Regions from separate parts of the Homo sapiens genome. Here region 2 is linked to region 1. The links are chromatin loops, found by intact Hi-C in ENCODE. Cell type or tissue: PC-3. All regions are shown on one strand. Links, peaks and the distances in the headings refer to the core of each region. The heading gives the core; the rest is flanking DNA.

The links. Peaks named below come from ENCODE experiments on the same cell type or tissue, not always from the same donor. Only the 100,000 strongest peaks of a DNase experiment are listed, where the experiment ranks them.
Region 2: it touches region 1 in a loop (7-fold over the local background); 3 of 110 quality-filtered maps call a loop at or near these places.

What each region holds. Positions count from the first base shown.
Region 1 is chr7:106,305,056-106,321,221 of GRCh38, reverse strand. It overlaps the pseudogene LARP1BP2. Among named protein-coding and RNA genes, the nearest start is that of NAMPT-AS1, 28 kb to the right of the region's middle. RefSeq lists an enhancer at 137-1,336 and a silencer at 7,649-7,788. In PC-3, for the core only: no CTCF peak of the experiment used is centred there; DNase peaks (open chromatin) are centred at 7,571 and 8,921; H3K4me3 peaks cover 1,537 bases; H3K27ac peaks cover 2,920 bases.
Region 2 is chr7:106,243,635-106,259,800 of GRCh38, reverse strand. It overlaps NAMPT (nicotinamide phosphoribosyltransferase), which reads left to right. Exons shown (of 11, transcript NM_005746.3): 9 at 5,297-5,437; 10 at 6,650-6,784; 11 at 8,608-11,503. The coding sequence ends at 8,718. Among named protein-coding and RNA genes, the nearest start is that of NAMPT, 33 kb to the left of the region's middle. In PC-3, for the core only: no CTCF peak of the experiment used is centred there; no DNase peak of the experiment used is centred there.

The DNA.
Region 1 (16,166 bases), core at 4,092-12,091:
GGAGAAAAGGTGCTCTGATTTTTAGAATTTTTAGCTTTTCTGCTCTGCTTTTTCCCCATCTTTGTGGTTTTATCTACCTTTGGTCTTTGATGATGGTGACGTACAGATGGGGTTTTGGTGTGGATGTCCTTTCTGTTTGTTAGCTTTCCTTCTAACAGTCAGGACCCTCAGCTGCAGGTCTGTTGTAGTTTGCTGGAGGTCCACTCCAGACCCCTTTTGCAGCGGAGGCTGCAGAATGGCAAATGTTGCTGCCTGATCCTTCCTCTGGAAGCTTCATCTCAGAGGGTCACCCGGCCACCTGGCCATATGAGGTGTCAGTCAGCCCCTACTCGGAGGTGCCTCCCAATTAGGCTACGTGGGGGTCAGGGACCCACTTGAGGAGGCAGTCTGTCCTTTCTCAGATCTCAAATTCCGTGCTGGGAGAACCACTACTCTCTTCAAAGCTGTCAGACAGGGACGTTTAAGTCTGCAGAAGTTTCTGCTGCCTTTTGTTCAGCTATGCCCTGCCCCAAGAAGTGGAGTTTAGAGAGGCAGGCAGCCCTGCTTAAGCTGCAGTGGGCTCCACCCAGTTCGAGCTTCCTAGCCTCCTTGTTTACCTACTCAAGCCTCAGCAATGGTGGAGGCCCCTCTCCCAGCCTCGCGCCACCTTGCAGTTTGCTCTCAGACTGCTGTGCTAGCAGTGAGCGAGGTTCTGTGGGCGTGGGACCCTCTGAGCCATGCATGGGATATAATCTCCTGGTGTGCCATTTGCTAAGGCTGTTGGAAAAGTGCAGTGTCATGGTGGGAGTGTCCCGATTTTCCAGGTACCATCTGTCACAGCTTCCCTTGGCTAGGAAAGGGACTTCCCCAACCCCTTGCACTTCCCAGGTGAGGTGATGCCCCTCCCTGCTTTGGCTCATGCTCCGTGGGCTGCACCCACTGTCTGACAAGCCCCAGTGAGATGAACCCGGTACCTCAGTTGGAAATGCAGAAATCACCCATCTTCTGTGTTGCTCACACCTGGAGCTATAGACTGGAGCTGTTCCTATTTGGCCATCTTGGAAGCAAGATGCTGTTGTGTTTGTTTGCTTGTTTGTTTTAGCTCATTGGCTATCGTTAGTGTTAGTGTATTTTATTTGTGGCCCAAGGCAATTCTTCTTTTTCCAATCCTACTGGAAAAAGAAGAATTAGCAATTCTTTTTCCAATCCTATTGGAAAAAGAAGAATTAGCAATTCTTTTTCCAATCCTATTGGAAAAAGAAGAATTAGCAATTCTTTTTCCAATCCTATTGGAAAAAGAGAATTGGTTTCTTCTTCGTCTTGGGTCAAGGCAAGCCAAAAGATTGGAAACCCCTGCTCTAATCAGACACTTTCATTTTGTCCATGAGGAAATTGAAGTTTAGAGGGGGCAGAATGACTTTACAAAGTTGGAGAGCTAGTTCCTTTGCATTGTTTTAGACGTTGAATCTAAAGGGTTTTTTATTACTGTAACTCAATTTAATTGCAATGGCCTCATCAGTAAATTTTGTGTTAGTCTTGGCTTTACTCACTTTGTCATTCTGTCTTAACCCCCAAGCAATATTCTGATTCATATTTAATATAAGTATCCAACATTTGCTGTCACTTTGTAACTTTATTTGTAATTTTATGGCATTAGCTTCCAAAATCCTTATATTGATTTCTCAAAAAAATATTGAAGATACATTTTAGGAATATTAATGTTGGCATTCTGCTTCAGTCACAGGATTAACAGAGTAAAACTTCTATCATAGGAAGTTTTGAACCAAGAGAAGAGGCTGGCACCATGTTCATTTATCCTCTGCTGTTATGCAAGCATGACTGCAAAAATAAACAGCTTTAATCAGAAATGCTAGCATATGTAGAAACAACAGATTTATAAATAAATGTTATTTGTACATTTCCTTTATCAAGCCTCTGTGGTTTTTGCTTTTAGAGCTAGACATGATAAAACTTGGGTATTGCTTTTCTCCACTCAACTCCCTCTTTGATCTCTCCTCACTAGCATTTCCCTGGCTTGGCCAGATAATTTTTTCCAGTTCACACAGTCTCCTTAGAGTCTCTCAGCCCATTTGGGTCTCCAGCTCTATATCATATTTTTGCAGGATAGTCTCATGACAAAATTTTTATTTAATCTTTACAAATACCTCATAGTGTGTGGCCAATTGTATTTTCAAAAATGGCTATGCCAGTATATCCCAATCCATAAATTCCTGTAGTATGATGTTGACACTCTTCCATCAAAACGTGGGGTCCACGTTTGCTCCTCTCCAATCTGGGTGGGCCTGGGACTATGGTGTATGTGATTCTCCATGACTTCTGAGGGCAAGACAAAAAAGATGATAGAGCTTCTCCCCTGCTCTCCTCCCTTGGGACACGTGCCCTGGGGGCCCTCAGCTGACATGTAGGAAATCCAGCCACTCTGAAGCTGCCATACTGGAGAGAGCACATGGGCAGACTATGTAGAGAGAGACCCATGGAGCCCCAACTTCTCCAGTCCCAGCTGTTTGAGCTGTCCCAGCCCAGGCACCAGATGTAAGGGAGTAAACCTCCAGATGAGTCCAGCCCCAGCTTCCAGCCACAACTAACGCTGAATAGAGCAGAAATGAGCCACTCCAATCCCCACCCAGATTGCTGATTTGTGAGCAAAATAGATGTGTTCTTGTGTTAAACCATGAAGTTTTGGGTCCATTTGCTACAAGCCATAGTAACTGGAACAGCAAGTAATGTTACCTTTGGATTCATTTGGGTACAGGTAATTTCCAATACTTATTTAAGCTTGAAAGCAAAAGTCTCGGCTTATAACTGAAAGTCCAGGGCTCATGCTGTTGTGCCTTTAACAAGGGCCATAATGATGTCCCTAGGACCCAGGACCTTTGCATGTTTCCGCTCTCTCACAACAGCACTGGCCACACGCTCAGACTTCATGAGTTGGGCAGGAAGTCCGAGAACTCCAGACATTTGTCCTGTCAGATTCGAGCTCACCCACAGCAGCAGAGGGAAGTCCACTTTCACAATCAAACAAAGGCCATAAGATTAATCCTACTGGCTACATTTGATTTGGCCCCATCCCTAAACCTCGGAATGTGCTGATCATCCAGGCTACAGGCACCTACATGGAAAAGCAGGAAGGAATTCAAGTTCACCAAAGTACAGGAACTGACAGAAGGAGAAAGATGTTTCTCCCAAGGATATTTCTAGATTCTGGTACAAAAGAAGGATAAAAGGACACTAGCCAGACAAAAAACATACAAACAAAATACCCACATATCCCCAGACTATGTATGGGAAACAGTTCAACAGTTTTCCTCAACCATTGCCCTACCATTAGGTAAATAACTTTGTCATTTATTGCCCCACAATAAACTGAGTTAGTATTTGAACACGTGTTTGATGCAAAAGTTTATTTTCTTCACCCCAAACCACATGGAATAGCATTTCTACTCTTTACTTCTGATTTCTTATAATTCATACAGCATGCTGAGGATAGAAACTTTATGTGAAACCAGAGAGAAGAGGTAGTTTTCAATTCTACTCTGTTTAATGTACCTTTTTCCTTAAGCTTTCTCCAGCATTCTAGTTTAATATATATGAATATTTTGGCATCAGCCTGCTGTCACTAGTATTGGCTTAATATTCTACACAGAAAAATGTCTTCAGAACATTTTTATGGGACTTATTCTATATAAACATAACAGCAATTTAAAAAATTTTTGTAGCAGCTTTATTAAGATACGATTCAAATATGATATAATTTATCCATTTAAAGTATTCAATTCCGTGGGGTTCTTAGTGTATAAGCAGGGCTGTGTAACCATCAACATAATCAATTTTGAACATTTTCATCACCACAAAAAAGAAACCTTAGCATTGATTCCCCATTTCCTCTCTGCCTGCTCCCCACCACCAGCTCTATGTCTCTATGGCTTGCCTTATTCTGGGCATTTCATATAAATGGAATCATACAATAAGTTGTCCTTTGTGAGTGGCTTCTTTCACTTAGCATATGGTTTTCATGTTGTAGTATGTATCAGTACTTCATTTGTTTTTATTGCCAAATAATATTCCATTACATGGATATACCACATTTTAATTATCCATTCATCAGTTGGTATACATTGGAGTTCTTTCCACTTTCACAATGCTGCTAAGAATATTCATGTACAAGTTTTTGTTTAGACACATATTTTCATTTCTCTTGGGTATATACCTATGATAAGAGGTGCTGGATAACTATGTTTAGCCTTCTGAGGAACTGCCAGACTGTTTTCCATTTTACATTCCCACCACCAGGTTATGAGTGTTTCAATTTCTTTCCATCCTTGCCAAAACTTGTTAGTATCTGTCATTTTGATTATAGCTATGCCAGCCAGTGCTAGGTAGTGTGGTATCTCATTGTGGTTTCTATTTGTACTCCCCTGGTGGCTAATGATGCCAAACATCTTTTCATGTGCTATTGTTCACTTGTAAATCTCCTTTTGAGAAATATCTATTCAGATTATTTGCCCATTTTTAAATTGAGTTATTTGTCTTTTTATTATTGAGTTGTAAAAGTTGTTTATGCATTTAATTCCCTTATCAGACATGACTTGCAAATATTTTCTCGCATTCTTGGGTTGCCTTTTCACTTTCTTGATGGTGTCTTTTGAAGTACGAAAGTTTTTAATTTGTATTTTCTTTGAGACAGGGTCTCTCTCTGTCACCCAGGCTGGAGCGCAGCAGCATGATAATAGCTCACTGCAGCCTTGACCACGTGGGCTCAATTGATCCTCCCACCTCAGCCTCCTGAGTACCTGGGACTACAGGTACACACCACTACACCCAGCTAATTTTTAAATTTTTTTGTAGAGATGAGGTTTCTCCATGTTGCCCAGGCTTGTCTTGAACTCCTGGGCTCAAGTGATCCCCCTGCCTCGGAAAGTGTTGGAATTACAGGCATGAGCCACCACCTGGCTGAAAATTTTAAATTTTTATGAAATCTAATCCATTTTTTTCTTTTGTCATTTGTGCTTTTGGTGTCATAAATGTTTTAACCAAGTTCAAAAAGACTTATGCCTATGTTTTCTTCTAAGAGTATTATAGTTTTAGGCTCTTTGAGTTAGGTGTTTCATCCACTTTGAATTAATTTTTGTATATTGTGTGTGGTAAGAATCCAATTTCATTCTTTTGTTTGTGGCTATCCAGTTGTCCCAGCACCATTTGTTGAAAAGACTACAGTCTTCTGTCCCATTAAATAGTCTTAGCATCCTTGTAAAAAATCAGTTGACCACATGGTTTGTTTCTGGACTCTTAATTCTGTTCCACTGACCTATATGTCTGTTTTTATGCCAGTACCACACTGTCTTGATAACTTTAACTTTATAGTAAGTTTTAAAATCAGGAGGTACGAGTCTTTCAACTTCATTCATTTTTTTCAAGATTATTTTGGCTATTCTGGTTCCCTTGGATTTCCATGTGAATTTTAGATCAGCGTGTCGATTTCTTTATGGCTGTATGTTTGTTTTCATCCTCTTCCATCCACAAGTCTTATTCATAATGACATAGGCCATTTTTGCCTGAAACCTGTGGTTGCCTGTTTGATCTTATCCAGGATGTTTTCTCAGGTAAAATGATAGCTGAGTTCAAATCAACATCTTGTTGAAATTCAGCTCATCAATTTCATAATCTGAATCATTACGAGACCAATCAGTAAATGTGTTTCTTTTTCTTCTATTTGTTGCGTCTGTTCATCAAATAAAAAATCAAGTTCTTCCTGTTCTTCTGGAGGATATAGTTGACTTGATACATCATCAGATACTGGTGTTGAGTCCTTCAATTTCACTGGAAATGGACAATGTCTCTTTTTTACTTTTATCCAAGGCTCTAGTCCAAGTCAGAGAAACTGGTAGACACATCTCTAGGCATTGCCTGAAGATTATTTGTTTCAGTATATTTCTTTGGACGCAGTGGACTTCCAATTCTTGGAGAATTTAGGGCAGACTCTGTATGCAAACCAAAGGCTATGTGAACTCAGAACAACATTTTGTGTGTGTGTTTTTCACTTGAAATTTAAGTAAGTATGCAGAAATGCAGTATGAAGAATTACTATTGATTGTATTCAGTTAATGCAAAGTAATTGTAATTTTTGCCATTTTTTTAATAACAAAAACCGCAATTACATTTGCACCAACTTAATAATAGAATGAATCTTGGCTCAACCCTACATGAATTTCCTGGTAGCAAATGGAAAAGAGGCATATGATCCCTTTCATGCACCACTCACATCTTGCCCCCTAAAGCACTCCGCTCACTGCTTGCTAAACTGATGGCTCATTCATCAACTGGCAGAATCCTGCCTTAAACACATGTATCTATGTCTTACCCAGGAAGTAGGAGCTTCTGGAGTAGAGGATCCCAATCAGTGGTAGGCTGGAAGAGAGAAGGTCTCAGCAGGAAAATCACATGGAGCTTTGTCAAAAAAACCTTGTGTCTGCTGTTCACCCCCTATACCACCCTATTCCCAGGATATCAGAGTAGATGTAAAAGAAATGGGAAGATCAGACATATGGGAAAATTCTCCAGGTCAATCTGATGCCCATTATTCTATAATCACCCAGGAAGAAACAAGGGTACCATAAGCCAATAGAAGCCAAGCCTCCATTCTTGGGAGAAGAGGAGATTGACAGAAAGGGGATCAGGTTTAAAATTAACACTTTCTTTAATTTGAAGCATACAGAAAACGAGAAGCAGAAATGGGCTATTCAGTCTTGCCAACCAAATGGGCAGAAGCAATTAAAGGACAAGGAGAGTGGAATAAAAATGTTTTTTAAAAAGACAAACTTCTATCAAAGACAATTGATAACAACAAAAAAAAAATAAGAAAAGGAGAGAGAGAAAGGAGAAAGTTAAGAGCTTGTTCAGGGAAGTTAGAGTCAGGATACGGAAACTTACATAAGAGACTACTGACTCTAAGGTGGAAGTACAGACACAGGACCAGAAAGAACCCTTGGAGAATGACTTCAGTTTTATTTTTGAGGAAGTGAACAAAGATTTGAGAAAAACCAGAAAGAAGAATGGAGAAGTAAGTTTAAGGAACTGTATAAGAGAAAAGCTGGAGAAAGAGAAATTGAAAGAAAAGAACAGCATAAAATGTACATAATAAAGGCACTTTCAATGTAAGACATCCTATTTCCGTGTATACTAGGCCAACCTATCTTTATTGGGGGTTGAACAAAGTTAGGTTTATAAACATTAGAGCTGTGCCTCACAGAGAGAATAAGAATCGAATATAAAAAGCATTCAATTAATTAATCACTAAAGACCCTGTTCAGAATTTCAAGAATCTACTGGTTAAACTGTTTTAAATGGGGGGCTGTAAGGGATTTGTCAATATTTCCCTAAAGGAAGTGACTAAACAGGAAGAAAATACAACGTGGACTAAAGGTACTTCTGAATTTTTGTGTGCACTTTGTGTACTTTCAACTCTGATAAAATCATGCTTACTGTGTTTTCAATTGTTTTATTAGGCACTATTTGTAAAACCTGAAATTTTTCTTTTCCAGCTCCACAGATGTTGTATAATTTAATTAACCAACATTAAATGGTTTTCATGACATACTTTGTTATTTACATCATTATTTTTCTTTCTTATTGACATTCCTGTGAACCAGCTCATCACAGTATTGAGTGGACCACATGGAAACCACAGAGACACTAGTGTAGAGCGGCTGGAGTCAATGGTTCCAGTTTCAAACCCCACTCCACTGCTTGCTAGACATGTAATTCAGCACAAGGTATCTAATCTCTCTGTTCTTGTGAAGTAATCCCCACCTCAAAGGATTGGTATAAAGAGTAAATTATGAAATTTTTGTAAAATGTTTGTCACAATGCCTAGTACATAGAAAATGCCCAATAAACAGCGGTTGTTGCTCTTTTTATTATTTAGAATAACTTGTCCTAAAAACATAAAATGCCCGTGTTCAAGAGAAAAGAAAGGAAATAAACAGTAGCATTAGGAAGAAGGAACAGACTTAGTCTCTAAATTTTTAAGTGGGGATGGTATAAACACCAGGCAAAGTGACTGTGCATGTTAAATGGAACAGCATATGTAAACTACCCAGCACAATGCTTGGAACATGACTGGTCGACATACTTAATGAATGTCTGTTTCCTTCTCCCACCCTATCTTTTTTCAAATCTTCTTAAAACTTGAATTGCATAGCACTGCAAGGCTGTGGCAACTATTCATCTATTTGGGCTTTTTCAAGAATATTTCCATGTAAACCACTTAGAAGATGCACAGAGGGGACCTTACACTACCAATTAAGAACTTTTTTAAAAATCTAATTTAAATTTATGTTGTTTATATAAACACAAACTCTATCTTGGTATGAACAGCAAATTAGGTAATTTTTGTAAAATGAAAACTTTCTAGCAATAATTTTTAAAATGGCTTTATCCTTAAAATTTCTAACCCTTGGCTGGTGTTCCCAAGAAGGAAGTATAGTAATTCAGTATTTATTATGAAATCAAGTTCTTCATCCTTACCATATTCGGAACCATGTTTTTACTTTAATGCTTACACATAGCCTTGTAAATATTTAATTTTGCACATACCTAACTCTGTAAATACATTTCTTTCCAAGTAGTTTCAGATGACACTTTTACCACTAACATTTTATACAATTTCCTAGAAACTCCTGCATTAATTCCACCTATTTTTATCAGCTTCTCAAAATATATTTATTTACTTCTATAATTTCCTACAAATACAGAATTTTGAGCTGAAGAGGAACACTGACATCATTTGGTTCAAATCTCTCATTTTACGAAAAGGAAATAAATTCACTAACTTCCAGTTATTGTAACCAAGTTATGCCCTAAGAATGGACAGAACGAATAGCCAGTTACAAGGTAAGATTTTAGCCTCAGGCTCATACCAGCTGATGACGAATCTCTCCCCTGCCATTGTATCACAGTGCCTAAACCTCCCACCCTTAGCTATTATATCCTATTAAGGCATTAAAGTTCCCCATCAAAACTTGAACTCTAATCAGCCATTGATACTGATGCATTGATTTAAAGAAAAAATGTACAAATCATACAGCAACCTATTAGAAAGAGATATAGAATAGGAGTTTTGAAGGATGCGGAAGGAACCAGGAAAAGTTTGATTTATTCAGCCAACATTTGTAGAATTTATATAGCCTGCCATGCACTGTACTGAGATACCAAAAGGAAGCATGGTCTCACCTTCAAGGCACATCTAACTAGAAAGCATTCTTGTAAAATAACCCTGTGCAATGAGATGAGGACTACTATAGAGGCATGTACAGGTTAATGAGGGTGCAGAGGGTAGAGATTTGTCCCATCGTATAAGGCAGAAAAAGAACCGAAAGGGCGATATTTAAGCTTGGCCCAGAGGATATGTGGCATTTATCGAGTGCCAGTATATGGACTGTGAAGCCAGATTGAGTGGGTTTGAAACCTACCACCTCTTACTGACTTTAAACAAGTATGTAGCCTTTCTGTACCTCAATTTTATCACCTGTAAAATTAGGATAATAGAATCTACCTTGTATAACTACCAAGTGTAAGTTACATATAACTTGTATAAGTAATATATAAATTAATAAATGTAAAGCACTGAGAAAATGCTAGCTATTATTGTGGTTTCACCTATTGGTAAAATAGGATTAAGGGTCATAGACTGGGCCACAACACCAGAGTGGTGCTGGGTAGAAATGGGCTCTTTAATTGCTTTAAATTGAGAAAGAGAATGGTGCTCTATCAGCAACCAGTAGTGGAGTCTGGGCACACCCACACTGGGCTAAGAAGGGAGAATGTATGACAGCCATAACCATACCAAAGTCCCACAGGCAAATTGTATGCATTTAATGTGAGGACTTATCCTTACTAGAATGGACCTTCAGATCAAATATAAATAATTGAAAAAAACATCCTTTGGGTAGCATTGGTATGTTTCCAAACAAAAAGACCTTGGAAGCTTGATATGGGGGAGAAGCCAGAAAGAAAGGGGAAAATGACGCAGAATGGGGAGCCTGGAAATCTGTGTTGCCTACTTCACAACTGAGCCACTAATTTAAATGTGCACTTGAAAGCAGGGTTAGAAGAAGCTGATGTGTGCAGCGTGGCTACCCCTGGGCTAGGGGTGAGGCAGACGTAGAAAGGCCTTGATGCTGACCAAGTGAGGGAAGGGATACCAACGTGGAAGTGGGATCTGAGAGGGCAAGAGGCAAGGGTGGTCTTCAGCACCAAGAGAGGTGTTGATGTAGTTTTGGATATTTATCCCCTCCAAATCTCATGTTGAAATGTGATCTCCAGTATTGGAGGTAGGGCCTAGTTGGAGGTGTTTGGGTCATGAGAGTGGGTCCCTCATTAATGGCTTGGGGCCGCCACATGGTAATGAGTGTGTTCTCACTCTTACTAGTTACCGTGAGATCTGATTGTCTAAAAGCCTGGAATTGCCCTTGCTCCCTGTCTCACTATGTGCCAAGCCTGCCCTCCCTTTGCCTTCCACCATGAGTAAAAGCTTCTCTGAGGTCTTCCCAGAAGCCAAGCAGATGCTGGAGCCATGTTCGTACAGCTTACAGAACCATGAACCAAATAAACCCCTTTTCTTTATAAATTACCCAACCTCAAGTATTCCTTTTTAGCAATGCAAAATGGACAAACACAGGTGTTTTCATAAAAACTGGAAAGTTCAATCATCAGTCAGTGAGCCTGGTGTCTGGATTGGGCTTTTGCTGAGATGTGTTGGTATCGCACAGAAACATCTAACAAGTCCCTTCTCATAACCCAACATGAGAAGATTGATTTGGAAGGTTTGGCTGTGGTTCAACATTTTATTTTCTCAGTCTATAAAGTTCAAGACTGAATAGTTGCTCAGTAAGTCCAACATAACCAATTTTTCCTCTGGCACAGAGAGACGCAGGACCATTGCATGTGATGGGGGAGCCTGTGCACAGCCTGCAGAAGGGCTCCAAGCTGGGGATGAACAGGGATGGATGTAGCCTTCTCTGTTTGCCAAGATGTAGAAAAGGAGCCTTCTAGTAGCTTGTATCACAGTACTAAATGCTTTAATTGTGATTATAAGGTTTGGCTCTGTGTCTTCACCTAAATCTCATCTTGAATTGTAATACAGGAGGGACCTGGTAGGAGGTGATTAGATCATGGGGGCAGTTTTCTCCATGCTGTTTTTCTAATAGTGAGTGAGGGCTCACAAGAACTGATGGTTGAAAAGTGTGGCACTTCCCTTCACTCTCCTTCTCCTGCCACCATGTAAGACATGCCTTGCTTCCCCTTCACTTTGTACCATGATTGTAAGTTTCCTGAGGCCTTCCCAGCCACACAGAACTGTAAGTTGATTAAAACTCTTTTCTTTATAAATTATCCAATCTCAGGTAGTTCTTTATAGCAATGTAAAAATGGACTAATACATCTGACTATGAGAACTGCTTTCTGTTTATTCACTTAAGTCTAAGGTAGTAATAGTATGTTTGTGTTTAGGAATCATTTGTACCTATAAACACACACATTGGAATCATATGTGCCACAACAAGATGAGCACACTATGAGAGGCCTAAGGACATGGGGCCTGATGCATGTTTCTCATCTCCCATGACCTCATGGCCTGCAGTCATCACTGGGTGGAATTTAAAGCACTGTCTCACTTTCTTCCTCATGGTGTCAGTGTACTGACAGATACTCTCAAGAGAGGTGATTGAAGAGAGTTTCATGAAGGATGTTTTACAAAAGTGTGAGCAGGGTTAAGGGAAACCAGCAAGGTATGGTGATTCAGCCATGGTTGGCAATCTCTAGGCCAGAAGTAACTACAGAAGGAGTAGTTGCCAGAATTTCCAGGGTAAGCTTTGTGGAAGGGATGAGCTGCTCTTCAGGAGCAATGACCTTCTATAGAGAAGAAGCACAGTCATGGTGAAGTGTGCCGTTTCTTTTGTATAGTGCCAACATCACAACCCCTGTGCCACTCAAAGAAGAATGTTTTGGAGTTGAGGTCAAATGGATTCTTCTTTCTTCTTCTCTCTCAATTTTTGAAAGTCATTATGCATATTTAAATTGCATATTTAGATTCTGACTTTTTTGTGTAGGTCTTTGTTTTTCTGGTAGTTCTGATTGCATCTAGTTTTTTGTTTGTTTGTTTTGAGAAGAAATATCTTCCACTGCGTATGGTGGCTCATGCCTATAATTCTAGCACTTTGGGAGGTCAAGGTGGGAGGATCACTTGAGCCCAGGAGGTCCATACACCTGTGGTCCCAGCCACTCAGGAGTCTGAGGTCAGAGAATAGCTTGAGGCCAGGAGGTCAAGGTTGCAGTGAGCCATGATTGTGCCACTACACTCCAGCCTGGGCAACAGAGTGAGACCCGGTTACAAATGGAGTCAAGCCTCTTACTCATGCTAGATATTACATGAAATTCATTCCATTTTTCTTCTTCTTGAAGAACACTGACTTTTAATTTGGATGTATTGCTTTCTAGGCCTGAGGTACAAATGTCATTCTGAGATTTCCTTTGTTAAAAAAAAAAAAAAACAGATTATAAGAATCATAAGTACTTTGTTACTGGGTTAGTCCAGTCTTTTATCTCACATTGTCTTTTTCTTAGATTTTTCACCTTTGCTTAGCAGAATAATATTATTAAGCAACATGCAAAAAAAGATACAGCAGGGACCTTTTTTTTGAAATGGTACATTTTTCTACTTAATTGTAAAATGTCTTACCTGGTTAATGTTCAGTGGGTCCTTGTATTTCTTGCTGGCTGATAAAAGATGGGATACCAATCTTCAGTTACAGATTAGCTCATCTTTAGATGTAATGTATTCTGAAAACCATGTTTTCAGTCACCTAGAAGTAGGATAAATTCTTGACAGCATGAGTATTATTTCAGTTGCTCAGATGCTGTTGTTTTTCACCATTTCAGTCTATGCAGAAACCACTGCCTTCAGGGTAACAGAGAAGCACTGGTAGTGCCAAATAAGGCAGCAGCAACGATGAAAAGGGAGAACTGCCTGTACCTCATCTTCCCCAATTGGCTGTGATCAAGACTTTAGCCAAAACATTGAATCCCACAAAGACAGCTAGGGGAGATATAAAACAACATTGGCAAAGAGTCCTTGACTTAAAGGACTCCATCCCCTAAAAAGCACATGCCACAAATGTATTTTAAAAAGAAAATGGCCTTGTACATAATGTTAGAATAATGATAGCAGGAGCAAATGACCTAAATGGTCCTGCTCCATTTTATTTTCATTCACTGAGCCAAAAACAATAAACAAAAAAACAGTCATCAACATGCATCTACTGAACAAGGTTCCAGAACACCTAACTTTTCTGAGCATGGACAGGATGCTGAGAATATGGGAGGCCAAGTGGCTCTCCGAGGAGGAATGGAGAAGAAATGGTGGGTAGAGCTGACCAGGTCTTTTTCAAAAGCATTTGGGAAGAACTGGTTAACAAATATTTACTAGTAGCTACTCTAGGCCTAGCATTGTGCTAGGAGCTTTGAGGCACATATTAAATTAAAGGGGCTCCCTGACCAGTCAGCCAATTTTTCCTATCCAAACAGCTTACACTCAGCCAGAAGAGGTCTACTAAAGGAAATCATGCTGCCCTGGTGAGTGGTGTGAAAGAACAACACAAGAGGTGCAATCACGTCTAAAAGGTGGTCCTGACCTAAAGTTGATTGTCATACATTTGTAGCAATTGCTACAAATCTAGGCCGCTCAAAATTCAACACGTGCCTCTGGTCAACTTCCTCTCCCATGCCCCACAAAATCGACTTCAATTCTCCATTCGCCTCACATCTGTTCCCTCCTTGCTCTCAGCAGACGACATTGATTCACAGATCATCAAGCAAAAGGAAGCCATTAAGTCTGGACCATTTCCCATTTCCTACCATAACTCCTAACATAATTGTACCCACACCCACTCTCTTTTCTCCTCTGGCATTTACAATACTGACTTTTAATTATTATTTAAATATCATCAACCATTTCCCAGCTTAAAAGCTTTTGATGAATTTCAATTGCTCTAAAAAATAGGGCCAAAATTTACATCATGTATATGATGTGGCCACTGACCACTTTTCTAGCCTTTTTTTGTCCATACTCTTTCCTCATGGAAGTGACTGTCAGCCCTCTGGTCACTTTATCTTTCTTCTGGTCACTTTATCTTTCTGTCATTTCTGTCCTGCCTCAGGACACTTGCATAAAGTGCTCATTCTCCCCAAATACTCTTTTTTCTTCTCCTTAAGTGTATCTAGTTGATTTCTCCTCTTGCAGATTTCAGCTCCCACATCACTTTCTCAGGGAAGCAGTCTCAGACTAGGTCAGGATCACCCTTTAGACATTATTGCACCTCTTGTATCATTCTTTCATACCACTCACCACAGCTTATAACTAATACTTAATCGCTGCCTCACACACTAGACTGTAAGCTCAGTGAGAGCGGGAACAGGGTCAGTTTTCTCATCACCAGCCCTAGCCCCTTGCACGGCACTTGTACTTGGCACAAAGTAGATGCTAAATACATAAACAAGTCAGTAATGACATTTTACTGTGCAAGGCAGGCAGCCAATACGAGGGTAAGAATGATATTAATTCTATGCCTTGGCAATAAATACAAAAGGACTCAAGGAAAAAAATCAATATGAATACAATTTCTAGTGACATATTTATGAACCTTTTAGGAACTTGACAGGCGGGTGGTTGGGAAAGAATATATAACTCCATGCCATGTCTGCTGCAAAACTGTCAGATTTGCTCTGAAAAGGTAAAACTTCCAATAATAGATTCTACAGGAAAAGTTGTGGGGGTGAGGGGGTTGTTGAATGGAACAAGAAAAGAATAGCAGTTTATATTAAAATGCTATCTTTTAGACTAAATTGTCATTAGATCTCTTTGTAAAATAGATCTACCATCCTCCTACCCAAAACACGTAGAAAAAAATGTTTTTAAAAAATAATGGATCACAAATAAAAAGCATGTGAGAGAGAAAGCTGAAGGTAGGAAACTATGGTCTATACTTTGTACAAGAGAAAACCATCCCAGGAATGCAAACAATTGTGGTAATACTTTAAACCAGGTGTTGGGGAACAATTTCTGTTAAGGATCACATTGAAAGTATTTTGGGCAGAGTAGGGACTAAGTGTGAGGAAGCTGGTGAGTACAATTCAAGGCAGTGTTAATGCTCGGGGTCATGCAAGTGCAGGGCCAGCCTTAAAAAGGAGTGCATCCATATTGCACCCTGGGCACCTCTCTTTCCTCACCTAGTCTCAGCCCTGTGAGTCAGGCAGTCTCTGTAGCAATTAACTCTTCCAGGGCAGGAGAAGGCAGCACAGATGCATACGTGAACAAACATTGATGTGTTTCAACCAAACATCCTTTACAAAAACCTTTACAAAAATAGGCAGCAGAGTAGGTTTTGCCCAAAGGCCATAGTGGCTGACCCCTGCTCCACGCTCAAGATCCACAAATGCAAGGACATGCTTGGGCAAGAATATGAAAGACTGCAGTAAAAAGAACGGGACCTCAGATGAGACTTCTGCCCTTTTAGCATGGCTTGCTCGACTCTATACTAAGCAGTAGACAGTATTGGCATGTTCAAAAATGTCATTTCCACCTCTTATATTTGAATTCAATTGTGACTGACTAAAAATTCTAATTTAAAATTAATTCTCCTTCAGAACTAGAGATACTGCTTGTTGTCCTCCAGTATTTCGCATTGCTGATGCAAAGTCCATTAGCATTCTGCTTCTTATTCTTCAGTAAGCAACTTACCCTCTTTCCTCTGGCAACTTTTAGGATTTTCTCTTGATCTCCAGAGGAAAGGAAAAAAATTAACAAGGGGGAATATTAACTGGGGAGCATAAGAGAAAATGTCAGGATGTGCCCCAATAATATGAATGAATTAAGTTCTTCTATTGACAGGAAAAAAAACTCAGTATTTTTTTTAAAAAATCCAGTCATATGCTTTTTATTAGAGACGTATCTAAAATAAAATGACCCAGAACAATTGAAATAAAGTTTTGGAAAGAAAATAGCTAAAGTAAATGCCAATAAAAAGAAAATACCGTGATGTTAATTTGCATGCAATAAAATTCAAGATGAAAAATCATTACATAAAAAAAGGGGAATATTTTATATTAATGGAAGA
Region 2 (16,166 bases), core at 3,459-11,458, 61 kb after region 1:
CCTGCTAACACAACGTCCGTTCGACAGCCTATCCATCAAAGAGTAATTTCAGATGCTATTATTTAGGAAATATATTCTTGGCCGGGTGTGGTGGCTCACGCCTGTAATCCCACACTTTGGGAGACCGAGACAGGCAGATCACGCAATCAGGAGATCAAGATCATCCTGGCCAACGTGGTGAAACCCCGTCTCTACTAAAAATACAAAAATTAGCTGGGTGGGGCAATGCATGCCTGTAGTCCCAGCTACTCAGGAGGCTGAGGCAGGAGAATTGCTTGAAGGGAGGCAGAGGCTGTAGTGTGCCAAGATCACGCCACTGCACTCCAGCCTGGGCAACAGAGTGAAACTCCGTCTCAAAAAAAAGAAGAAATATATTCTTAAGTCTGTAGCTGAAAGGGTTCACCATTCTAGATGCCATTTAAGAACATCATGCTTCATGGGAGGACGTTAAAATGTCAGCATTAACAGGAGTTTGGAAGAAATTGATTCCAACCTTCACAGATAACTGAGTCTTGATTTGACTTCAAGACTTCAGTGGAGGAAGTAACTACAAATGTGGTAGAAATAGCTAGATAACTAGAAGTGGTGGAGCCTGAAGATCTGACTGAATTGCTGCAGTCTCATGATTAAACTTGAACAGATGAGGATTTGCTTCATATGGGTGGATACAGAAAGTGGTTTCTTGAGATGAAATCTACTGCTGGCAAAGATGCTGTGAACATCGTTGAAATGACAACAAAGGACTTCGAATATCAGTAAAATCAGTTGATAAAACCAAAGCAGGGTTTGAGAGGATGCACTCCCAATTTTGAAAGAAGTTCTTGTGTGGGTGAACGCTATCGTACCAAACAGCATCGCAAGCTACAGATAAATCTTTCGTGATAGAGTCAATTGACGTGACAAACTTCATTGTTGTCATTTTAAGGCATTGCCACAGTCACCCCAAAACCTTCAGCAACCCTGATCAGTCAGCAGCCATCAACAACAGGGCAAGACCCTCCACCAACAAAAAGATGACTCACTGAAGGCTCAAGTGACCATTAGCATTATTTAGCAATGAAGTATTTTTAATTAAGGTATGTATTTTTAAGACATAATGCTATTGCACACTTAATAGACTACAATGTAGTATAAACATAACTTTTATATGCAATGGGAAATCAAAAAATTCCCGTGACTTGCTTTATTGCAGTGGTCTGGAAGCAAGCCCACAGTATTTTCAAAGTATGCCTGTATTGTCTTAAAATTTTTGCCTCGTTTACTAAATAAGGTTCTTAAGGGCCATAATTTCATCATAACACCTAAAATACTCTGTAGAATATCACTAACATAATGTAGGCCATTTGCATTCAGAAACCACTGACATTTTGATGTATACGAATCTCAGATGGTATCTACAGCTATGAAACACAAGTTTTTTTCTGTTCGAAAGAGTTTGGTGGAGATAGAGTAAGGTCAGTACCCAAATTATAGTAGTTTTCCAAAGATTGTTGTACATAATACTTCTCACTTCCAAATCAAACAGTATTTCTGCGGTGATGGTGTATTTAGAGTTCCAATATGAGGCGTCCGGAATAGATCTCTTGTAATAACAGAGATGAGGTTTCTTCCACTACCTCTTCCAAACTGCCTTGCTTAAGAGAAGTGGGAATTCCTTCAGCTAAGACATTTGGTGTTGGGACATAGGGGCTTTCATGTGGAAAGGAAAAAAGAAATAGAAGAAAAGTCTGCAGGGAGAAGGGGGAGGACCTTACACATAGCAATCTCAGCTGACACACCTAATTGCCGTTTTCCCCTTAGCTCAGCTGAACTGACAGTCTCTTACCTTGGTGTCAGTTAAGTACTGTTCCCAGGTGCCTTTCAGGCACTTTAGCACTTACGTGTATACACAGACACACACACACACCCCTCCCCCTTGCAGGTGAAAGAACATGGCAGGGTACTGTATCTGTTTCAGAAATCCCATTAGCCTGCCTGTTGCTGTGCCTACCTTTCCTTGTTCCAGCAGTCAGCTGTTGGATTGTTCAGGCAAGTTGAACGGAGTTCAAGTTGGGTGTTCAGTCAGGTACTCAAAACTTTCCTTTCAAAAATCAAAGCTCTTCGGCTTTCTTTTCCTTCTTTTCTTTCCTTGTTTATATAAACTTTAGGAATGTATGTGCGATTTTTTTTTTTTGACAGGGACTCAGTCTGTCACCCAGGCTTAGTGCAGTGGTGCAGTCACAGCTCACTGCAGCCTCAACCTCCCAGGGTCAGGTGGTCCTCCCACCTCAGCCTCCTGAGGAGCTGGGACTGCAAGTGTGTGCCACCACACCTGACTCTTTTTTTTTTTTTTTTTTAATGTTTTGTAGAGATGGGGGTCTCACTGTTTCCCAGTCTGGGAAACAGTCTCAACTGTTTGGCCTCGAACTCCTTGACTCAGGCCTCCTAAAGTGCTGAGATTACAGGTGTGAGCCACCATTCCCAGCCTGTATGTGCATCTGTATAGTTGAGAATCAGCCCAAAACTGTACATGAATAAACTACATAAACAAGAATATTGAGATAAATACTCTTTGGCATTAGTGAAACTTAAACAGAACAATTAGAGGATTGAATCGTTTTGTGTTAATGCAGATGTACTCAGGAAGGAAAAATATCTTTTTCTCTTTTTTTTTTTTGAGATGGAGTTTTGCTCTTGTTGCCCAAGCTGGAGTGCAGTGGCACAATCTCAGCTCACTGCAACCTCTGCTTCTCGGGTAGCTGGGATTACGGGCGTGTGCCACCACGCCCGGCTACTTTTTGGATTTTTAGTAGAAATAGGGTTTCACCATGTTAGCCAGGCTGGTCTCGAACTGCTGACCTCAGGTGATCTGCCTGCCTCGGCCTCCCAAAGTGCTGGGATTACAGGCGTGAGCCATTGCGCCTGGCCAGAAAAATACCTTTAAAAAGCTGGGCCTGTTGGTGTACCTAAAGGATAATACAGATGTTCCTCTCAACTTAGCATGGGGTTGTGTCTCAATAAACCCATTTTTAAGTTGAAAACGTTAAGTGGAAAATGCATTTATTATACCTAACCTACTAGACCTCGTAGTTTAGCCTCCCTTACCCTACAGGTGCTCAGAACACTTAGTAGCCTACAGTTGAGCAGTCATCTAACACAAAACCTATTTTATAGTAAAGTGTTGAATATCTCAAGTAATTTATTGATGTTCCACTGAATGCGAATCACTTTTGCACCGTTGTTAAGTTGAACCATTGTATGTTTGTGACCATCTGTACTTGTAATTTCTTTACATTCATTGGTATGAAAAATATGTTCTTAGAAGCAGGAAAAAGAATTCAGTTTTGCTTTGTATACTAAATTAGATGCTGTAATTTTGATAAAATGAAAAATCTGCTTTATTTGCAACAATTGTTTTCTTCCTTGACGTCAGCCTCACTCTTGGACTTTGCTATTCAGCCTGTCACCCCTGTGAATTCCCATGAGGTTGACAGTGTAAACCTGCTCTAAGTTTTCACTTTGCACTGTGTACCAAAATGAAACTGCTTATTTAGGAAAATAAAAATATCTTTTGTGTTGGACAAAATACAGAGCGCCTATCTTCTTTTTCTGTTGTGTTTCAGTTATGGATTCAGTCTTCTTGGGTATCATTGAAACTTCTATTGGAGTGATTTATTAAAATATTAACATAGTATTGCATTATCAGAGTTGGCAAGAGGAAGCTTTCTTTGAAGTCTCACATGTATTAAATGTTTTTCTTCCCAGACTCAAAATTCACTTTAACTCCAAATTGTCTAAATTTTAAAACTTTTGGTAAAGAAACTTGGCCTGAAATACAGTGATATGATATTAGATGATACTGTTCTTTGTTATTTCCTCATTTTGTTTTTGCCTCTGAAGCATATCTAAAATGAGGTGACAGGTCAGAAACTATTTTCTCTATATTTTACCTTACCCTCCATCTACCTGTTTCCCTTTTCTTCCCCTTTTCTGTTCTACTCTTTGCATTTCTTCTGTATTGAAATTCACTTTGTTCACAATTATTTAAAGGAAAACCTGAACTCAGGGGCCTTGGGTACCTTTAGGTTCAGGTACAATAAAGACATGAGACTGGATTTGCGTGCATCCTAAAAGAATCACTTTTAAATAAGTTTTATATGTTTTCATCTTGATTCTTCTAGATTCATCTTGATTCAAATTAGATGGTTGGCATTTAAAAAGAAAGTTGCATTTCTAAATGTAGATTTGTTTAAAAATGAAGTTGCTTGGGATTTGTTGGGTTTTTTCCTTTGCAGTGTTGAAAACAAAGAAAGTCAATTCGAGACTATTAAAAAAGTCAATTTGAGACTATTTGGTGAGAATGTGGTAACTTTGATACACATAAGGCTGTTACACTTATGATTTTCTAATAACTTCTGAAAGTTCTGTTTAAAACAGAGTCAGCCTTTCCAGTTGCTTTCTGTTTGACTATTCTCATGAAATAAATGGTTACCAAACTTCACTTGCCACATTCTATCATCAAAGTGATTGAATATATTAAGGCAGATGCTAGGTAAATAAACTTGACTTTGGTGAAAGAAATACAAATGACATTGGTAATAAACACATCTTTAAAGTTGTATGTCCCTTGAAAGAACTCTTTTAGAACTGTTCATACAGGTCTCTCTAGCTGGTTTATAACTAATCATTCTCCCAAAAATGATACAGTAATCTTAACACCCACAGCACCTGTGCATAATTTTGTTTCTGGCACTGGTATATCAGCCAGAATAAAATGACTCTACCAGTATACCAACTGTTATATAGGAGAAGTATTTTATACTCTTTTGCCACCAATATCTTTGATTCTTACATGTTCCATTACATATGACATGTAATTATACAGTGTATTGTGACTTATTGGTGATGATTACAGTCATTCCTAGAGTCTAGTAAATTGGCTCCCATTGCTTGTGTTGCTGAGATCTGGACAATAACTTAACGAGGTGAATGAGAGAAGTTGACTCAAGTAATCTTAGATATTTATAGCTAGTTTTTTCTCACTTTCTCTCATTTCCTTCACTCCCCGAATCCTACCAGAACCACAGTGACAGCAATGCAGATTCAGGAACTATGCATGAAATCCTCTCCTTCCACACATATCCATCTTTTGGGGGTGGGTGGGTCTTTAAAAACAAAATGCGGGCTATAATTATTTATTGACCGTGTTATAAAACAGTCTTGGATGCTTCATTCATCAATATTGTCCCTTGAAAATAATCTCCATTCTCTTCCAAATTAAGGTTTGGTTTGGTTTTGTTTTGTTTTAATCTTCTAGATTGTAGAAGGCATGAAACAAAAAATGTGGAGTATTGAAAATATTGCCTTCGGTTCTGGTGGAGGTTTGCTACAGAAGTTGACAAGAGATCTCTTGAATTGTTCCTTCAAGTGTAGCTATGTTGTAACTAATGGCCTTGGGGTATGTCACCTTTTAATTACTTCTGTGTTACTACCTTCCTTATGTATCTAGGTAGAATGTGGTTATTGAGTGCATTTGTCAAAGATTGATGTGGCCGTGGACTGTTAATATGTTGTTGGGTACTACTGACCTTAACTCAGAAACAAGGAAAGAAGGGAGATATTAGGTAATAACAGACCTAAGGAGACAGAGATTTGGAAAAAGGAAGAACAATAAGGAAAAAGATTATTTAAGAGAGATAATACAGGTCAGTCATTTCCCACTGCCGTTTTTACCTTTAGATCAAAAAGTAATATTTGAGTAGGAATGTCAGCTTACCTAGCCATCATATATTAAAGACAAGCAAGTATATAATCACTGACCAAACTGTTACAGGAAGGTAGAATATGAGGTTTGGATTGTTATACCACAGTCATGTTCTAGTAGCCATAGAACAGCTAGGCAAGTGAACAACAACCCCCCTTGCTTCTTTGTAACGTCTTGAGAGCTGGAGATTCTATAGAGCAAGGGACAGAGGCAGGAGGATGCTAAGAATTAAGAACACCTGAGTTGATTCCCTGCTTCACTCTTTGATCTTTCTTTGGAAAGTTCTGGGATTGACTCATTTGTTGCTGCTTGTTCCACTGCCACTTGTTTCTGTTTCTTTGCTGCCTACCTTTCTGATGTAGAAACACTCTGCTGTCTTCAGGTTCTCTAAGACTTTTGCTTCTGACAATAACAAGGCAAAAGTAAAAAGTACCAAAAGAGGGATACGTTATGAAATAGGAAAGCCTTTACCTTAGTAATACTCTTGTTCCCTCTCCAAAGATTGTGTGTGTGGTTTTGGCGTAGTTGGTATAGTTGGGCTTTTCTTCAACAGCATGTACATGCTGTGCTTACTGTCAGTTTAAAGGCAGTTTGTAATATAAAGAGATACCTTAAGGGTCACATGTTAGAATGCTCACAGACTTCCTACAAATGGAGTATTAGGTGTTCTTCAGTGGCAAAAAGGATATCCAAGATGTCATACTTTTTCTTTATTACAAACGACTATCCTTCAAAACAGGCTAAAGTGTTATGTTTCTGAAAGCCAGATGTGGATTGGTTCAGTTATACCTATTAAGTGCTTAAAACTTAAATGTAAATTATGTATGTGCTTTTTTGTAAGGGAGTGTTTAGACATTTCTGATGATTAGTCTTCTACTTGTCTAACTTTCTTAATTTGGATTTCAGATTAACGTCTTCAAGGACCCAGTTGCTGATCCCAACAAAAGGTCCAAAAAGGGCCGATTATCTTTACATAGGACGCCAGCAGGGAATTTTGTTACACTGGAGGAAGGAAAAGGAGACCTTGAGGAATATGGTCAGGTATGTATCTATGCTGATTGGTTTTTTTAAGCAATAGTAGGTTGGCTCACCAAATTAATAAGAAAGGAGGTTTTTATGTTATTGTTTTTGTGGAAGACAAAGTATTATATTTTATTATAAAATGTCCAATTGCTGACCTGGCCTACCAAAATAAGATACAAAACAAGTGTCTACGTCATAAACACGGGGCCTGTGTATACATAGGGAGAAATATTACGTAAGTATAGTGATTGACAGCAAGTTTGTATACACTTTATCCAAAAGCAAACTATGTTACTTTAATATAAAATGTGAAAACAAGGTGACTTGATTTGGATTACATAATAAATGGTGAAACCTTGATTTAACCAAGTTTTCTGATTCAAATCAACCAAACTAGAAAAATTTACAGTACACTAAAGTAGTTCATATGATCTAATGGTCTTTAGCATACAAAAGTACATTTATATTTGTGAACTCAAGTTAAAAAATTTTTGGTTTTTAAGCCACTTGATCAAAAAAAACTTTAGACAGAACTATTCATGAATATTCATATTATTAGAAAAAAGTACACTAAACATGAGTGCACTATTACTTCCTATTTTGATTCTTTATACTACATCACAATTACTGCTTATAACATGTTACTTTTACATTTATTAAGGTTTTGAGCCAGAATTGAAATAACTTTGTTACCGTTAATGAAAAAATATGTTTGTAAATCAAACTTTTAGAATTAGATCCCTTTATATAGCCTGTTAGGCAATTATTTGAGTAAGCTTTGTGTAACTCTTGTACCTACTAAGATTTTGGCAGATTTAGTTTATCCTAGATGAGCTAAAGTCACTTCAAACTAAAAGTAAAAATCTAAGTGTGATTTTTAAAAGACACTGATTTAAGAGTATGTGAATGATAGTAGAATAAACTAGAAAATAATTCATAATCATCTAGGCAATTTGATTTAAGAGTAGGAACTAGTATTCCCTTAAATTTAAATTTGTGAAAGAAAATGCTACAGCTAAAGCACTGTGGTTTGAAGCAACACAATGACAGAAATATTAGATAATGTCATATGCACCTCAATCTTCAGACTAGGTGGAAAATTGAGATTACTTCTGTGGATTTTTCAGAGAGAAACCAGAAGCAGGTAACTCCTTAGTGAGACAGGAGTGGCTCTACCAGACCCAAAGGGAATTTAATTTCTTCAATCTGTCTTTGCTACTCTTGTATGGATGAAGTGGATTACCTTTGTCATTGACTTTTGGAGTATAAACAGAATCTTTAACCCAGTCACTGTGTGTTAGTCAAGAATGCAATACTTGTTTTTCTTTGTTTCTGTTTTGGGATTGGCTTTTGGCTTTTTGTGGGTTTTCTAGACCCAAATTTAGCACTAGCAAATTTCTTAAACTTCCATTTGATAAGTTTAATCACTGTTGAGTTTGTTGGCCAGGAACAAGGCAGGGTTTACCAGGCTTTTTTGCTGCACACTCACAATGATTACAGTTCTCCCTAGGCACCCAGGCATCTTCCTTCAGCCTGAGGAAAAAAAAGATTGGTCAGCTAGGTTTCTTGGTTTTCCTTTAAGAAAACTGGTTTAAGAATGTAGTATTAAGGTCATTCCTTTTCATAGAAGTTAAATATTTCTACATACCAGGCAACTCAGTGATTGGCCATTTTAGATAGTACCTTGTTCCACTAGCATTTTTTATGCATCAAATCATCTCACAATTTGAACACCATTGGCATCTCTGTATTTGACTGGTTGGTTAGTCTAATTCATCAAACCAGGATTCAGGTATTTTGCTTAATAATGTAATATAATCATGAAATTTCCATTTATGCAGGATCTTCTCCATACTGTCTTCAAGAATGGCAAGGTGACAAAAAGCTATTCATTTGATGAAATAAGAAAAAATGCACAGCTGAATATTGAACTGGAAGCAGCACATCATTAGGCTTTATGACTGGGTGTGTGTTGTGTGTATGTAATACATAATGTTTATTGTACAGATGTGTGGGGTTTGTGTTTTATGATACATTACAGCCAAATTATTTGTTGGTTTATGGACATACTGCCCTTTCATTTTTTTTCTTTTCCAGTGTTTAGGTGATCTCAAATTAGGAAATGCATTTAACCATGTAAAAGATGAGTGCTAAAGTAAGCTTTTTAGGGCCCTTTGCCAATAGGTAGTCATTCAATCTGGTATTGATCTTTTCACAAATAACAGAACTGAGAAACTTTTATATATAACTGATGATCACATAAAACAGATTTGCATAAAATTACCATGATTGCTTTATGTTTATATTTAACTTGTATTTTTGTACAAACAAGATTGTGTAAGATATATTTGAAGTTTCAGTGATTTAACAGTCTTTCCAACTTTTCATGATTTTTATGAGCACAGACTTTCAAGAAAATACTTGAAAATAAATTACATTGCCTTTTGTCCATTAATCAGCAAATAAAACATGGCCTTAACAAAGTTGTTTGTGTTATTGTACAATTTGAAAATTATGTCGGGACATACCCTATAGAATTACTAACCTTACTGCCCCTTGTAGAATATGTATTAATCATTCTACATTAAAGAAAATAATGGTTCTTACTGGAATGTCTAGGCACTGTACAGTTATTATATATCTTGGTTGTTGTATTGTACCAGTGAAATGCCAAATTTGAAAGGCCTGTACTGCAATTTTATATGTCAGAGATTGCCTGTGGCTCTAATATGCACCTCAAGATTTTAAGGAGATAATGTTTTTAGAGAGAATTTCTGCTTCCACTATAGAATATATACATAAATGTAAAATACTTACAAAAGTGGAAGTAGTGTATTTTAAAGTAATTACACTTCTGAATTTATTTTTCATATTCTATAGTTGGTATGACTTAAATGAATTACTGGAGTGGGTAGTGAGTGTACTTAAATGTTTCAATTCTGTTATATTTTTTATTAAGTTTTTAAAAAATTAAATTGGATATTAAATTGTATGGACATCATTTATTAATTTTAAACTGAATGCCCTCAATAAGTAATACTGAAGCACATTCTTAAATGAAGATAAATTATCTCCAATGAAAAGCATGACATGTGTTTCAATAGAAGAATCTTAAGTTGGCTAAATTCAAAGTGCTTGACATCAAAATGTTCTAGAGTGATTAGCTACTAGATTCTGAATCATACATCACATCTGACTAGAGACCAGTTTCTTTCGAATGATTCTTTTATGTATGTAGATCTGTTCTTCTGAGGCAGCGGTTGGCCAACTATAGCCCAAAGGCCAAATTTGGACTTCTTTTTATAAATGCAGATTGTCTATGGCTGCTTTCCCACTACTCCAGCCTAAGGTAAACAGCTGCAATAGAAGCCAAATGAGAATCGCAAAGCCCAAAATGTTTATTAACCTGCCCTTTACACAAAATTACACAAAAAGTTTCCTGATCTCTGTTCTAAGAAAAGGAGTGTGCCTTGCATTTAAAAGGAAATGTTGGTTTCTAGGGAAGGGAGGAGGCTAAATAATTGATACGGAATTTTCCTCTTTTGTCTTCTTTTTTCTCACTTAAGAATCCGATACTGGAAGACTGATTTAGAAAAGTTTTTAACATGACATTAAATGTGAAATTTTAAAAATTGAAAAGCCATAAATCATCTGTTTTAAATAGTTACATGAGAAAATGATCACTAGAATAACCTAATTAGAAGTGTTATCTTCATTAAATGTTTTTTGTAAGTGGTATTAGAAAGAATATGTTTTTCAGATGGTTCTTTAAACATGTAGTGAGAACAATAAGCATTATTCACTTTTAGTAAGTCTTCTGTAATCCATGATATAAAATAATTTTAAAATGATTTTTTAATGTATTTGAGTAAAGATGAGTAGTATTAAGAAAAACACACATTTCTTCACAAAATGTGCTAAGGGGCGTGTAAAGAATCAAAAGAAACTATTACCAATAATAGTTTTGATAATCACCCATAATTTTGTGTTTAAACATTGAAATTATAGTACAGACAGTATTCTCTGTGTTCTGTGAATTTCAGCAGCTTCAGAATAGAGTTTAATTTAGAAATTTGCAGTGAAAAAAGCTATCTCTTTGTTCACAACCATAAATCAGGAGATGGAGATTAATTCTATTGGCTCTTAGTCACTTGGAACTGATTAATTCTGACTTTCTGTCACTAAGCACTTGGTATTTGGCCATCTCCATTCTGAGCACCAAACGGTTAACACGAATGTCCACTAGAACTCTGCTGTGTGTCACCCTTAAATCAGTCTAAATCTTCCAGACAAAAGCAAATGGCATTTATGGATTTAAGTCATTAGATTTTCAACTGACATTAATTAATCCCTCTTGATTGATTATATCATCAAGTATTTATATCTTAAATAGGAGGTAGGATTTCTGTGTTAAGACTCTTATTTGTACCCTATAATTAAAGTAAAATGTTTTTTATGAGTATCCCTTGTTTTCCCTTCTTAAATTGTTATCAAACAATTTTTATAATGAAATCTATCTTGGAAAATTAGAAAGAAAAATGGCAAGGTATTTATTGTTCTGTTTGCCATAATTTAGAACTCACACTTAAGTATTTTGTAGTTTTACATTCCTTTTTAACCCATTCAGTGGAGAATGTCAGCTTTTCTCCCAAGTTGTATGTTAAGTCTATTCTAATATGTACTCAACATCAAGTTATAAACATGTAATAAACATGGAAATAAAGTTTAGCTCTATTAGTGAAGTGTTAAATTTGTGTGCTTCAAGTAATGCCATTTTCAGGCCTACCTGTTTTAAGTATTCCTCCAGTTCAAAGAATTAGAAGATGAGAGAAGGGCAAGTGTCAGAGTTGACTCCTTTTCTGCTTTGTGCAACTGTATAGATGACAGTGCCTTTTACTAAGGAAGAACACTGGAGGGACATCAGATTTGAGAGGAAAGAGCACGATTCCCGTGTTAAGGCTTGAGACGCCTTTGACATATCTAAATGTAGGTATTAAGTAGGCAGTTGATGATACAGGTTTGTGGACAGAAGGGCCTCAAGGTATGACTGATGTATACCTTGGAAGGTATACATCTTTGGAAGCACACAGTAAAGGATACTCTTCTAGGGATAGTATAGAGCAGGAGTTGGCAAACCCCACGCCATGAGCCAAATCCAGCCCACCATCTGTTTTTGTAAATAACTGTATTGGAACATAGCCACACCCATTTATTTAGTTACTGCCTTTGGCTGTTTTCTTGCCACAGTGGCAACACTGATTAGTTGCAACAGAGAAATTATGGCTGTAAAAACTAAAATAGTTTACTGTGAGGCCCTTCACAGGAAAAGTGTGCTGATCTCTGCTAGAGTATAAAGAGAATCTAGGGCTAAACCATGAGTAACTCTTGAAGGTTAAGTGGCAGAACATGAGCAGACCAAATGACAAGCATAGCTAAAGAGATGAAAGTTCCAACCAGAAGGAGTGAAGTCACAAAAGCCAGAGGAAACATTTTTCAGCCCAGCTGTTGAATGCTGCTGAGAGATCAAATAGGATGAAGAATTTAAAACAGCTACTGGATTTAGCCACCTGGAAATAATTGGTGCCTTAGACACATTCCTTTCCAGGTAGTAGAAGAGGCTTATTTCTGAAAGAAGCTCCCTTATATACCTCTTTGAATGTGGGTTGCGAAAAGGGAGGAGAGAATGAGGCAATAGTATCTTTGTCCTTCTAGCTGTAGCCTTACATCTGAAAAAGGTCCAGGAAAGAGGGAGGAGTTGAAAATAAAAGCAAAAAGACATCAGTGATGATTTGGGGTTCCAGAGAAGGTGGAGAAAGGTAAGATCCAAAGCACTTGGTAGGGTATTGGCCTTGAATGATAGGGGTCCTTCTAGAAGAAAGGAGAAGATGGAAGCAGGTGTGTACTTTGGTTTTCTACAAAGTCGGAGGCCAGATCCCACTTGTACGTGGTTTATTACTCATTCATTTATGTTCACCCCAGAGAAGCGCCATTTTTCATGGTTAGCAGCAGAATTCAGTTAGAAACACAGTTATCCTGACCTGCTTTATATATTTTTTAAATTCCGTAATTGGCTACTGAGCTGTTATTTCTTTGACATAAACTAGGCAATGCATTATAACAAACTATCTCTCAGACCACAGTGCAATCAAACTAGAACTCAGGATTAAGAATCTCACTCAAAGCCGCTCAACTACATGGAAACTGAACAACCTGCTCCTGAACGACTACTGGGTACATAACGAAATGAAGGCAGAAATAAAGATGTTCTTTGAAACCAACGAGAACAAAGACACAACATACCAGAATCTCTGGGACGCATTCAAAGCAGTGTGTAGAGGGAAAATTATAGCACTAAATGCCCACAAGAGAAAGCAGGAAAGATCCAAAATTGACACCCTAACATCACAATTAAAAGAACTAGAAAAGCAAGAGCAAACACATTCAAAAGCTAGCAGAAGGCAAGAAATAACTAAAATCAGAGCAGAACTGAAGGAAATAGAGACACGAAAAACCCTTCAAAAAATCAATGAATCCAGGAGCTGGTTTTTTGAAAGGATCAACAAAATTGATAGACCGCTAGCAAGACTAATAAAGAAAAAAAGAGAGGAGAATCAAATAGACACAATAAAAAATGATAAAGGGGATATCACCACCGATCCCACAGAAATACAAACTACCATCAGAGAATACTACAAACACCTCTACGCAAATAAACTGGAAAATCTAGAAGAAATGGATACATTCCTCGACACATACACTCTCCCAAGACTAAACCAGGAAGAAGTTGAATCTCTGAATAGACCAATAACAGGAGCTGAAATTGTGGCAATAATCAATAGTTTACCAACCAAAAAGAGTCCAGGACCAGATGGATTCACAACCGAATTCTACCAGAGGTACAAGGAGGAACTGGTACCATTCCTTCTGAAACTATTCCAATCAATAGAAAAAGAGGGAATCCTCCCTAACTCATTTTATGAGGCCAGCATCATTCTGATAGCAAAGCCGGGCAGAGACACAACCAAAAAAGAGAATTTTAGACCAATATCCTTGATGAACATTGATGCAAAAATCCTCAATAAAATACTGGCAAACCGAATCCAGCAGCACATCAAAAAGCTTATCCACCATGATCAAGTGGGCCTCATCCCTGGGATGCAAGGCTGGTTCAATATACGCAAATCAATAAATGTAATCCAGCATATAAACAGAGCCAAAGACAAAAACCACATGATTATCTCAATAGATGCAGAAAAAGCCTTTGACAAAATTCAACAACCCTTCATGCTAAAAACTCTCAATAAATTAGGTATTGATGGGACGTATTTCAAAATAATAAGAGCTATCTATGACAAACCCACAGCCAATATCATACTGAATGGGCAAAAACTGGAAGCATTCCCTTTGAAAACTGGCACAAGACAGGGATGCCCTCTCTCACCACTCCTATTCAACATAGTGTTGGAAGTTCTGGCCAGGGCAATCAGGCAGGAGAAGGAAATAAAGGGTATTCAATTAGGAAAAGAGGAAGTCAAATTGTCCCTGTTTGCAGACGACATGATTGTTTATCTAGAAAACCCCATTGTCTCAGCCCAAAATCTCCTTAAGCTGATAAGCAACTTCAGCAAAGTCTCAGGATACAAAATCAATGTACAAAAATCACAAGCATTCTTATACACCAACAACAGACAAACAGAGAGCCAAATCATGAGTGAACTCCCATTCACAACTGCTTCAAAGAGAATAAAATACCTAGGAATCCAACTTACAAGGGATGTGAAGGACCTCTTCAAGGAGAACTACAAACCACTGCTCAAGGAAATAAAAGAGGATACAAACAAATGGAAGAACATTCCATGCTCATGGGTAGGAAGAATCAATATCGTGAAAATGGCCATACTGCCCAAGGTAATTTACAGATTCAATGCCATCCCCATCAAGCTACCAATGACTTTCTTCACAGAATTGGAAAAAACTACTTTAAAGTTCATATGGAACCAAAAAAGAGCCTGCATCGCCAAGTCAATCCTAAGCCAAAAGAACAAAGCTGGAGGCATCACACTACCTGACTTCAAACTATACTACAAGGCTACAGTAACCAAAACAGCATGGTACTGGTCCCAAAACAGAGATACAGATCAATGGAACAGAACAGAGCCCTCAGAAATAACGCCGCATACCTACAACTATCTGATCTTTGACAAACCTGAGAAAAGCAATGGGGAAAGGATTCCCTATTTAATAAACGGTGCTGGGAAAACTGGCTAGCCATATGTAGAAAGCTGAAACTGGATCCCTTCCTTACACCTTATACAAAAATCAATTCAAGATGGATTAAAGATTTAAACGTTAGACCTAAAACCATAAAAACCCTAGAAGAAAACCTAGGCATTACCATTCAGGACATAGGCATGGGCATTTTGTAATTTTTATAGAGATGGATTAACGATCTCGCTTACAAACTCTCTTGAATTGGCTACACGTTTAATTCTGATTAGGTCTTCCTGACTCGCCAGAGTTGTTCTGCCAGATCTCTGAGCCTCTCGCTTTCCAGCCCTTCCTCTTCAGCTAACAAACATGTTCCTTTTTCTCACACCTTTTTTAAAGAACTCCCTTGATAACACCAGCTCTAGCCTCCCTTCTCCCATTTACATCAGACTTCTCTCCATTTACTGCCTCACCTCCCATTCAGTTATCTTCCATCTGGTTCTCACCTCTTATTGGACAAAGCAGTGACCTTCTAATTGCCAAATGAATAAATTTTGTTATTACATTATCTGAGGGCTCTCCTGCATTTGCCACTACTAAGAATTCATTTCTTTACTACTTTGTTCTATGATCTTTTGGGGTCTTCTAATCCCTGTGGACTGTCCCTTCTCTCTCGGTCTGTTTTTCACACATTTTTAAATGTTGACACATCCCATTTATCTCCATGTTCATCTTGGCTGATGTCAGCCATTCACGTGGTGTCAGCTATGAGCTATCTACTACAGCCTCCACACATTTATGTCTCCAGCCCAGACTTCTAAATCATTCTACCTGTCACTGATACATTTCCACTCAGATGCAACAAATCCAAGCTTACCATATTCCCCCAGAACTTACTATATTTATTTTGATTCTCTCATTTGGCAGCTCAGGCAGCCCCCAACATGAAACTTCCCTCTCCATTACCCTATACATTTAATCGGCCACATAATCCTATTGATTTACCTACTAAATAACATTATAATCTGTGTCTTCTCTCCAACTCTTATTTCAGAATCTCAAATTTCTTCCTGAAGTACAGGCTGAGCATCCCAGATCCAAAATCTGAAATGCTCCAGAACATGGAATAAAGTCTTGTATGCCTACATGACACTCAAAGTAAATGTCCTTAGAAGCATTTTGGATTTCAGAT